Regions from separate parts of the Homo sapiens genome. Here all the other regions are linked to region 2. Evidence: read pairs that join two places in POLR2A ChIA-PET (ENCODE). Cell type or tissue: MCF 10A. All regions are shown on one strand. Region 1 overlaps LOC105372190 (a long non-coding RNA gene). Region 2 overlaps LOC105372190 (a long non-coding RNA gene). Region 3 has its middle 130 kb from the start of FBXO15.

Evidence for each region. ChIA-PET counts read pairs that join two places held together with the same protein. Peaks named below come from ENCODE experiments on the same cell type or tissue, not always from the same donor. Only the 100,000 strongest peaks of a DNase experiment are listed, where the experiment ranks them.
Region 1: POLR2A ChIA-PET joins it to region 2 with 7 read pairs; 2 of 35 experiments call an interaction of 5 or more read pairs at or near these places.
Region 3: POLR2A ChIA-PET joins it to region 2 with 5 read pairs; 1 of 35 experiments calls an interaction of 5 or more read pairs at or near these places.

What each region holds. Positions count from the first base shown.
Region 1 is chr18:73,384,556-73,388,555 of GRCh38, reverse strand. All of the region lies in intron 6 of LOC105372190 (a long non-coding RNA gene), which reads left to right. Among named protein-coding and RNA genes, the nearest start is that of LINC02582, 62 kb to the right of the region's middle. In MCF 10A, no CTCF peak of the experiment used is centred here; no DNase peak of the experiment used is centred here.
Region 2 is chr18:73,612,519-73,616,518 of GRCh38, reverse strand. All of the region lies in intron 4 of LOC105372190 (a long non-coding RNA gene), which reads left to right. Among named protein-coding and RNA genes, the nearest start is that of LINC02582, 290 kb to the right of the region's middle. In MCF 10A, no CTCF peak of the experiment used is centred here; DNase peaks (open chromatin) are centred at 1,528, 2,348 and 2,608.
Region 3 is chr18:74,012,208-74,016,207 of GRCh38, reverse strand. No RefSeq gene overlaps it. Among named protein-coding and RNA genes, the nearest start is that of FBXO15, 130 kb to the left of the region's middle. RefSeq lists an enhancer at 3,791-3,960. In MCF 10A, no CTCF peak of the experiment used is centred here; DNase peaks (open chromatin) are centred at 2,077 and 3,447.

The DNA of each region.
Region 1 (4,000 bases), 230 kb after region 2:
TTTTTAAAGTTATTTTTAAATGTACAATTATTATATTACAACCACTATGGAGAACAGTGTGAAATTATTTTGATTCCAAATAACAGAGTTTGAAAACCACTGGCCTTTTCCAACCCTGTACCTTTAAAAATGATGCAACCCCCAGCAAAATGACTTCCCAAAGTGGGATATCCATGGACCAAAAGGGGCCCTCACTGGAGGCTGCGGCCTCTTCTATCAGAAGTTTGGATTGGGGATACAGGGAACTGGGGAAATGTTACTCAAAGGATAGGAACATTACAGTTAGGCAGAAGGAATAAGTTTAAGAGATCTATTGCACAGCATAGTGACTATAGTTGATGATGTATTCTTAAAGAATGCTGAGAGAATGAATGTTAATTGTCCTCACTACAAAAATGATACCTATGTGAGACAATGTATATCTCAATTAGCTAGATTTAACCGTTCCACAATGTATATATACTTCAAGATGTCATATTGTACATAATTATGTACTATTTAATCTGTCCATTTAAAATAAATAAATGTAAAATTAAAAATGTTATTTTACAAATTAGGGATGAACATATTATCTGTAATATACAGCACAAATATTTTCTCCCAACTTGTAATTCATCTTTTGACTTTATTCATAATTTAGCACGTTTACAAATAATCATGTAATCAGTTTTTTTCAGTTCCTGATCTTTTTTTTCTTGTTGAATATTTTATTTTATTTTTTTTATTGCATCAAGATTTTGAGTCATAGAATGAAAAATTTTCAACAGGTTATTGGGGAATCATCCATACTTTATCTTAGTAACTCCAGGATTTCAATTTTTTTTACATTTAGGTATGTGATCTACTTGGAGATGATTTTTATGTGTAGTCTATCTTTCCCTGAGTGACTTGAAATGCTGATGTTTTAAAATAAGTAGTTTCATAGGTACTGTATGATTTCTTGACTTTCAATTCTATGTTACTTATCTGTCAACTCAGGTGTCACTACCACACTTTTCATTCTAGAGTAAACAACACAAAGCCTTCCTATCCTATTTTTAACTTGTCTTTTTTCCTGATTCAGTGTTTGCTGAGTTATCATAAACCTGTGTTTCCCAGGGTTTTAACAACGTTGGTTCTGACAGTCCCTACTTTCTTCTCCCCAGGCTTTCTTTGGAGCTGCCTACTCTGCCATTTTGCTGAAATCAACCCCTGCCCCTTTTCTTCCTCCCATACATCCAAGAATCCCAAGGACATCTCTTCTATCCTTTTAATCCCATTCTCCCCATAATTTGAACTTTCCAGGACAGTTACCTTGAGTTCCCTTGCAGTTCCTTTGCTGTAGTCAGTGATCTCATCTGTACAAATACGTTCACATTTTCTGGTGGGTCATTTGGCCCTTTCTCTCTCTCTCTCTCTCTGCTTTTTTGTTGTTGTTGTTGTTGTTTGCTTGTTTGTAATAGGGTCTTGCTCTGCCTTCCAGGCTGGGGTGCTAAAGTGCAGTGGCATAATCATGGCTCACTGCAGCCTTGACTTCCTGCGTTCAAGAGATCCACCCACCTCAGCCTCCCAATATTCTGGGATTACAAACATGAGCCAACATTCCTGGCCTATTCTTCTTTTTCGTGCACGTTTGCCAGACTCACGTCTCATTCTTTGTAAAAGCTGTGGAGAAAGACTGACAGACAGCACTATAAAAAATTTGAAACACATTTTTCTACTCATGACTAGTTATAACTACATCGTGTTTTCCGTGCCCCAGTTATTCTGAAGACAGGGGATTTATTTTGTTCTATTTGTGACTTTTTTTTTTAACTATAGGTTTTGGAGGATATATGGAGAGATTCAGATTTAGGTGGCTGGCATCACCTACTCAGAAGTTCTCCAAATAATTTTAAAAATTCATGTGTAAAAGATTCAATATTATGATAATTTGTTAAACTCAGATACTAGCTACAATTTCATAGTTTTATATACTATTTTTCAAAAGAAATACATTTAGCATTCATACAGCAGGTAGCTGCATAGTGTGATGGCCAATACATTGTGCTGTACATTTGCATTAAGAAAATGAAGGTTGTTCTGAAGAATCATGAAAATAGTGAGGCCAAGAGAATATTATTTTCTGTTAATATGCCTATGCTATTCTCAGAAGAACAAGCAAAAAAGGAAGGAAGAAAAAAAGAAACAGTAAGAAAGATTTTACTCTAAAATAGCTACCCAGACAAATAAAATAATATAGATTTGGCTGTCCCATGGAGTATTAATAGGTGGTCCTATTTAAGCAATGCATACTTAGGATCAGCAAAATTTCAAACTTTTCTATCACTGAGATAATATCACTCTTTCTTTCTTTTCCTTCCTTCCTTCCTTCCTTCCTTCCTTCCTTCCTTCCTTTCTTTCTTTCTTTCTTTCTTTCTTTCTTTCCTTCCTTCCTTCCTTCCTTCCTTCCTTCCTTCTTTCTTTCTATCCTTTCTTTTTTTTCTTTCTCACCAGGCTGGAATGCAGTGGCATGATCTCGGCTCACTGTAATCTCCGCCTCCCAGGTTCAAGCGATTCTCCTGCCTCATCCTCCCAAGTAGCTGGGACCACAGGTGTGCACCACCATGCCCACCTAATTTTTGTATTTTTAGTAGAGACGGGGTTTCACCATGTTGGCCAGGATAGTCTCAATCTCTTGACCTCATGATCCACCCACCTTGGACTCCCAAAGTGCTGGGATTACAGGCGTGAATTATCACTATTTCTTAAGTAGACAATGGCACCCAGAAATTGCTTAAATTTGCTATTATATTCACATTTTTATTCCACTTAATCAACAGACAGTTCAGTGTTCTTTAAAATGTACATAAAATGTATTATATGTTGCAGAAGTATGAGGATATCTCATATTCATAATATGCCTTCTAAAAGTTTGTAATCCAAGTTAAAAAAAATGCCTTTAGAAGAACTAAAGTGTATCTAAAACAGGTGTTAATTCAATGTCAAAATCAGTAATGAAGCCGGGAAACAGTGCTATTTTGATGTTATTTCCTAACATTTGGGAAAATATGCAGGAAATGGTTTCAAGTATTAATGGAGAATACTAAGGGTTTTAGCTGCAGGAAGAAATGAGAACGGACTTATTGTCTTGGGTTAATTAGAGATCTTTTATTGCAAATAAATTTGTATAAATAAATTAAATACATTTCAAGTAAACAAATAAGTGAGTAAATAACTTATTTGTATTATAATTATGGAAGGTAGAGATGTTTTATCAACCTAAGAACCCCGGAAATATTCTGAATTTGGGCACTGGAGACCTATGTTATATCTTCGAAAATATTAGTGACCTTGGTTATATCCCCCCTTCCGTTGCATTTCTCCTACAGTCTCCGCACATAGCCTTCATGATTTTCTTTCTCTATAGATTTACATTCCTTCATTCTTAGTTACACAATGCCTGTGCTACAGCTTGAACGTCTTAGGTTAGAGTTCTAAATAAATTCTCAGATTCAGACCAATCAGGCCATTATATTTGTTGACCAAAAATTAGGTTCTTGGACTTTTGAGAAACGATTTTCTTTCATGCAATGATCGAGTTTACATCATTTACTCAAAGATGAAGTTCAATCTTAATATCATAACCTCATGTGGAATATTATCTATTAATGTACCTTTGCTCCCATAAAACGCTTCAAAGCAAATTCCCCAAGAGTTATCTTTTTCTATAGTTTCTCCTCACTCTTCTATAGAGCCTTCTGAATCATTTGTCCTTGGTACAAGAAGCATCAAGATTTCAAGGTGTGGAAAGAATGAGTGTGAGAGGTCTCAGCAGCAATAAATTACATTGTTTCGGGATCAAACTATTTTGCCTCCAGTGATAAGGGGTAACACTAGTTTTCAAGGAGGAAAGAAAATTTCACAGCCTGTGTGTGATTGCACATGAAATTATGTACACCACTGGAAAAGTCTAAATGTATGTTTCCAATAAATCATTCTCTTATCTTCAAAATCTGACTGCTCTCCAGAAGTGATAGGC
Region 2 (4,000 bases):
CATCCATGAAATCATAAATGTAGATGTAATAGCAACATTTTTAAATAAATGAAAATGATGTATAGAAAACTGGCCTGAGAAGGGAAGGTAGATATAAGCATATTGCATGAGCAGGTAGCTCAGAATCCCAATTCTGCTATTTCATCACCTCTGCAGCCTACGCTCTGGTCTCATGGGGAGTTTCCATTGACAAATTAAGAGAGCAAGAAAAAGCGCAGACATGGCTTACAAATAGGTCTACAAGATATGCTGGCACCAACCAGCTGTGGATGGCTACTACATTAGAGTGAAACTCAAGGCTGGCCATGAAATACTTTTGTGTAGAGAAGAGTAGGCATAACGTGAGGTAATTTATCTGATTGTCCACTTTGCATGACAGGTGAGGTAGAACTCTGATTTTAAACATTGATGATAGGTGGGGTGAATGGTCAGAAATTTGGAAGTAACAGAATGCAAGGCTAAGGGAATATTGGAAGAACAAAGAGGAAGTGGTGTGTTTATGAACTTCTTGTGCTAAGTCATCCATGTACTGTGCAAATGCCCCCCAGAGAATGCTCTTATTAGGTGGAGATCACCCATCCAGTGGGTATTATCCAGCCTCTTCCTCTCCTGTCTGCTCCGTGCTCTCTACCACTTGCTCAATGAGCCTTTGTCCAAAAGGGCCATGGCAACAGGAATGGAGGCTATGCATGGGCTCAACAATTAGGATTTCACATTGCCAAGGCTAATCTGGCTACTACTGTTGCTAATTACTCACACTGCCAACAACAAAGACAAAAGCTAAATTCTCAGGATGGACCCACAAGAACCAACTGGTTAGGATTATTACACTGAACTACTTCCACTGTGTGGGGGGTGGCTAATGATTCATCCTCACGAGAATAGATGTATGTCCCACATTTATATTTGCCTTCCTTCCTACATTGCTTCTACCAGCAGCACAATTTGTGGACTTACTAAATGTTTTATTCATCACGACAATGTCCCAAGCAATGTAAGCTCTGATTAAGGAGTTCTTTGCAGGGTGAAAGAAGTGTAGTAATTGGTGAAAGCCCATAAAATCTGTATGCTCCATCACTTTTAAGCAATTGATATGATCTTGAAATAATCTTCTGAAGGCTTATTTACGGCACCAGCTGGGAGGCATTAGACTGAAGGATTGGGGTCCTATAGGACGTGGTATATTTCTTAACTTCCAGCAACCAAAATGATGTCTTCTCTCCACAGCCACAATACACAGATCTTATTATTAAGATGTGGAAATGTTAGTGCTTTCTTTTATTGTTGCATGGAGAAGTGAGGGTTAACTAGCCCAAGATTAATTCCATGGAGGCTGGCCACAGAGAAAAAAAGCAGTACCCCTTCAAAGCTCTGAGGAAACTAGCTAAATGCCTAGGCAATAAATCCTATTGGAATCCATTTCCCCTTCCATCATACCAGAGAAGAGCTATTCTACCCCCAAGTCCCAACCTTGAATATTCTGGTAGTGAATCATGCTACTAGCAAACCACACGATACATCTATAGCCAGGAGGCTTGTTTCCCCAGCTACCTATTTGTGCCAGGGATAAGGCTGGTTCATCACCAGATATGAATGCTGAGCTGGCAGGATAGAGCTGGAACTACAATTCCACCACATCCTCATGCTATTATAGTCCAGCCCTTGATTATACCAGGAATGAAGCCAGTGTTTCCTATCATGCAGTTTGCTCCAACAGCCCAAATTTTAGCATCTTTCTCCCAAAGTCTAATGTCTAGTCCTGTTAAATCTCTGTACACTACCCTGGAATGCAAGATGCAATGGAGTATCCACATAATTACTACTGCTTCTCTGTATATAAATTTTCTCCAAAACACTCAGCGCTAGAAGGTTTGGCTAAACTCAACCATACATCAGAGGGCAAGGGAGCTTGAGAAATGTCTTCTGTAAAGTGCATCCTTGCAAAACACAAAGGAGGACAGAGAAGGAATGTGAAGGGGCTTATTTATAACAATCAACATAATTTCCCCCTTCAACTTCAGCATCCATTCTTGATTTGTATTTGGATGAAAATAAATTGCACATACACAACATAGATGATGCTCATATTCCTATCAGCCCACTCATCACTGTGGGGAGAAGTCTTTTCAGCCAACCCAAAGAGAAGCTAAATTGAAACGTTAGCTACCATCAATGCTTCTCCTAGAAAGGAAAGAAAAAGAAATTAGTAACAAATAATTCATAGCAAACATAATTGCCATAGTTCATGCATTGAAGCTGGCCACAGGGCTACATTAATAATCACTGATTCCTTCTCCCCTTGGCACTTGCAATATAAATATTGTAAAAGTTATGCAATATCCATTGCATAACCTACATATGAAACTTTTGCTGCCGAACCAAGAAACAGACAAGGTAGTCTCTTTCCTGGTGAAGAAATTAATCCTGGTTGTCAAGAGGAAAGAGAGTTGCTGCTAAACAGACTGGGGTGGAGGCAGGCATGGAAGAGTATATCTGAAAGCTAGGGGTTTCACTGAGATATTTCTTGATATTCTTATTTTAAATAACAATGATTAATAAGAAACTCTGATGAAGTAATAAAGAGAGTAGACTTTAAGGATTTGGAAACTGGGAATGAAGGTTTGACTCATCACCAGGTAAAATCTTTGACTAGCTGTGGTACTGGCAGAAAGTCAGGGAATATATAATGAATGAGGGAGAAGAAATCTGTGATTATTAACAGTTCTATGGCCAGCTATAATGCAGGGACCATAGCAGTTATATTTCATATGAATTATTTGTCATTCATTTCCCTTTCCTTCCTTTCTAGGAGAAGCAATGGTGGTGGCTAACATTTTGACTTAGTGTCTAGATTGGGCTGACCGAAACAACCTCACCTCACAGTGATGGGGTGTCTGATAGGAACACGAGTATTGTCTATGTTAGGTACGTGCAATTTTGCATCTGAACAAAAGTCAAGAGTGGATGCTGAGGTTGAACGGGGGTCAGAAATTATGCTGGTTATTCTACAAACACCCCTTCACTTTCCTTCTCTGTGCTTCTTTTCCTGTCTTTGTGCTTTGAGAGGATGCACTTTAGAGCAGACATTTCTCAAGCTCTCCTACCCTCTGATTTCTAGTCAAATCTAGCTCTCACTAGAGTCACTGGCAGGAAACAAGAGTTGGGATAAGAAGAACACTATGAATTTAATTTCCTTCCTTTCTTTCCTGCTGGGCTTTTTAATTTTATTTTATGCATTTTTGAGACAGAGTCTGGCTCTCTCACCCAGGCTGGAGTGCAGTGGCATGATCTCAGCTCACTGCAACTTCCACCTTCTGAGTTCAAGTGATTCTCGTCCCTCAGCCTCCCGAGTAGCTGGGACTACAGTCATGTGCCACCACGCCTGGCTAATTATTGTATTTTTAGTAGAGATGGGGTTTTGCCATGTTGGCCAGGAAGGTCTCAAACTCCTGGCCTCAAGTGATCCACCCGCCTCGGCCTCACAAAGTGCTGGATTACAGGCATGAGCCACTGCGCCCAGCCCTGGGTTTTATTGGAATGGCAGATTCATTCCTCTACATAAAGGCAGAGCTTCTTAATAGCAGTCCCTGTCCCATGGCTGCAGCTCTAGTTGGGTCTTTCCTTTGTCCATTCACATCTAGGGGTGGCCATTGGCCTCCTGCTGTTATATTCCCTGGGTTCTTTGCCATTCATTATTGGTTCCCTTAACCCCACCCACACCTCTGTAAATAGATCTTTCATTAAAAATGTCTCCATTATTTCTTTGAATGTGTCAACTATTTTCTGCTTGACTTCCATCAATATATGCTACCTGACATTGACACGAATTAATTCTAATAGGAAAAGTTTACAAAGTGAAATTCAAATTCTTTGACACTCCTTTTATTGAGAGGTAGAATTTATTTCTCCTCTTCTTTAACCTTGGCTGAATTATAACTGCTTTGACCAATAGAGAATTGTAGACATGATACTATGCAACTTCAGAAACTAGATGAGAAAG
Region 3 (4,000 bases), 400 kb before region 2:
ATGTCCCAGGTTGAAGACAGCTGGGCAGGAGAAATTCCCTCTTACTCATGGGAAGGTCAACCTTTGTATTTGCTTCAGGCCTTCAACTGATTGGATGAGGCTTGCTTACATTAGGGAGGGCCATCTGCTTTACTCAGTCTACCCACTCAAATGTTAATCTCATCCATAAACCCCCTCACAGACATATTCAGAGTAATGTTTGACTAAATGTCTGGGCACCCCATGGCCCAGTCAAGTTGGCATGTAAAATTAACCATCACAATGTCCATTCTTACTATAGAGATATAAACAAAGTTCATTCAAATGAATTCCATCTTGGGCAATGAGAGCAGGTTTTGTAAAGGAGGTAATAATAGTAACAATACAAGTAGTGGATAGATATTACTATCATCTCTATTTTTGTTTTTTTTTTTTGAGATGGAGTGTCCTTCTGTCACCTAGGCTGGAGTGCAGTTGCACAGTCTTGGCTCACTGCAACATCTGCCTCCCAGGTTCAAGCGATTCTTTTGCCTCAGCCTCCCGAGTAGCTGGGGCTACAGGTGCGCACCACCACACATGGCTAATTTTTGTATTTTTAGTAGAGATGGGGTTTTGCCATGTTGGGCAGACTGGTCTTGAACTCCTGACCTCAAGTGATCCACCCACCTTGGCCTCCCAAAGTCCTGACATTACTGGTGTGAGCCACCATGCCTGGCCATCTCTATTTTTAAAAAGAGGAAATAGTGAAAGATCACCTGATTTAAAAAAAAATGCATTTGTGCATTCAGTTAGTTCAGTTATACCCTAAGCTGCCAAAGGGTCTGAGGGTGATTTCAGACTCATGGTGGAAGAGGCTTCCTGCATGGGTCCCTGGGCCCACAGCATGATCCCCATAGTGGGGGCAGTGGAGTCTTTGTCATTGGTACCTGGGGTTTCACAGTTATCCTGGCTTTCCAGATGAGTGAGGATCTATGGTAATGATATCACAGAGTCTTATAGCTGTAGGAGTTGGGCCTGGGGTCATTGGGAATGGTCTCATGTCCTCCTCATCTCTCTGAGCCTAGGAAACTTGTTTCTCGCGTGTGTCCACTTTATGTGATTTGTGCAGACTGGATGCTGTATGGGCTTTTTGTCTCTTGCTTCCTCATAACATTGGCAAAGAAGTGGCTTTGGGTGCAGGATGTGTCCCCATCTCTGTATGAGTTTATGTAGTCAATACCCAACAAAATCGAGTGCAGGTGGAGTTTTTTCTTTTTCATTCAAATGCTTTTATTAATTGAAAAAGCAAAATTGTACTTATTTATGGTGTAATGTTTTGATATACATATACATTGTGAAATGGTTAAATCAAGCTAATTAACATACACATTATCCCACATACTTACAAATTTTTTGTGGTGAGAACACAAAGTCTGCTCTCCCAGTGATTTTCAAGTTCACAATACACTGTTATTCAGTATAGTCACCATGCTGTAAGTGAATCTCTTGAACTTGTACCTCCTGTGTAAGAGAAAAAATTTTTAAATTATTATTTATTTTTAATTGACAAACATTGTATATATTTATGGTGTACAGCATGATGTTTTGAAACATGTAAGCTTATGAGGCAGCTAAGTCAAGCTAGTTACCGTATGCATTACTTACGGCTTAAAAAAAATCTTATTAGTCCACTTTGGGTCCAATGCCCATCCTGGCACCTTGCTGGCTAGCCCACCCCTTCACAAAGAATGCTGGGGGGTATTCTAAACAAGGGGATGGGCTAAGCAGGAGTGTTTGCTACAAGAGTCCTACTTGTGGCCAGTCTAAGAGTGCAAGTTGCTTATCTCTTAATGACTGAGTTTGCCAAAGTCTCATTATGTGACCCCTGGGAACCCAGCAATTATGACTTCTCCCCACTATTTTCAGGGTCCTCAAGAAACCATAAGGGTCTACAGGATGTCACATGTACCCGCTAAATATTGCTGAGTTACAGAAGGAACAATTGCATAATCTCTACTCCTCCCAAATCTGCAGTCAAATCACTTTCAGGCTGTTCTCTTGATGTGGTTTTTCAATTGCCATCTGAAAGGAGTGTTAGTCATCTTAATAACGTGAATTAATCATCAGTCTGGCCGGCTGGACAATATCGCAATCACAACAACACAGAAATGTTCCAGCCAGAATGAGAACGTATGAACATAACTTAACTCAGAAATATTGCAGCTGCATTCAACAAACTTCCAATCAAAAGAGACCTACCAGTCATTTCTAAAATTTTTTGGCTGTTAAAGTGCTTTTGTCACAAAAGGGATGTCAGCAGTGTAATTTCAGACTCAAACAAGTAACAGAATTGCAGGAATTATGGACATTTTGTGATCAGAATACCTTTAGCCAAATGATAAAGTTATATTTTGTAGAACAAATTGAATTCTGTCCTGTGTATCAATTTCTGAAGAATGTAATTTTTATTAATAAGCCATTAACAGGATATAATTTCCTTTGACAATAACTTGATCTCCTCATAAAAATGTGTGATTAGAACAATTAGAAACTGCATCAGATTTTACGATCTAACAAGCTCCAGTGTTTTCCCCGTTTCTGACATATTTGATGCTTTTGAAAATGTGCCCAATCCTTTATTTTTACCAATCTGTTTTAAGTGTTACTGAGGTAGAAGGCAGGACTCTACTCCAGGGACAGGGCTTGGACTCTGGACCAGATTGAGGACTAGCTGAAAGGGTGAAGAGGCAAAAGCCCCTTTCCATAAGACAGGCCCACCAGTGCCATGTCAGTTACATTGCCATGACAACACCCTGAAGGTACCAACCGTTTCCATGGCAACGCCAAAGGACTCAGAAGTTACCACCCTTTTTCTAGAAATTTTTCTATAATCTGCCCCTTAATTTGCATGTAATTGAAAGTAGGTAAAAATGTGACTGCAGACCTGCCCCTCAGCTGCTTCTCGGGACACCCTGCCTATGGGGTCGCCCCGAGCTGCTTCTTGGGACACCTTGCCTATGGGGTCGCCCTGCTCTGCTTCTCAGGACACCCTGCCTATGGGGTCGCCCCTGAGCTGCTGCTCGGGACACCCTGCCCTATGGGGTCGCCCTGCTCTGCAAGGAGCAGCACCTCTGCCGCGGCTGTGCACGGCCACTTCAGTGAAAGTTCCTGTTTACAACACTGTCCGCCTTTGAATTCTTTCCTAGGCAAAGCCAAGGCCTCCCCCGGTCAGCCCCAATTTTGGGCTCACCTGTCCTACATCATTATGGGAGCCAAAAACTGCCCCTTCATTTTTTATTTTTATTTTTTTTTAAGACGGAGTTTCACTCTTGTGGCCCAGGCTGGAGTGCAGTGGCGCGATCTCGGCTCACAGCAACCTCAGCCTCCTGGGTTCAAGCGATTCTCTTGCCTCAGTCTCCCGAGCAGCTGGGATTACAGGCATGAGCCACCACTTCCGGCCCCTTTGTTCTTTTTGAAGATTTCACAACAACTTGCTTTTGGAATGATTGTGCAACTTTAGAATACCGTGTTCTCCTTATTGTTAACCCGATTGTAAAGCCGAATAGAAAACAAGAAGAGAGACCATCATTTGCTGTGCACCGCCCTGTGTCAACACTTTCAGATCCCGCAAACATCTCATTTATCCTCACAGCAGTCTTGGGACACAAGAGGCAACTGAAGGTCACTGAATGGCAGAAGTCCTGCGTGACACTCAAGGTATCTGAGCCCCAAGTCCAGCTCTGTCTTCCAGTTTCCCCTAGAGCTGTAATTGATCACTTAGCAACCGAAGTCTTTCTTAGATGTCTATTCGTTCTCAAGCCTGTGCCACAAATGCTGTCGATGAGGCCGGAAGAAAGGGCGCTCTGCTGTCTCCCCAGGCCCAGGCCCAGGCCTCTGCTCAGAGGGTTCATGCCATAGCAAGCACCTAATCTAAGCCGCGGTCCTTCTCCAGGTAACCGAGCCGCCACTCAGTATCAGGTGTGTGAGTCGAGCTCTTTGGTGATACTTCAGGACTCAGCACAGCAGTGGGGGTCCCTTGACA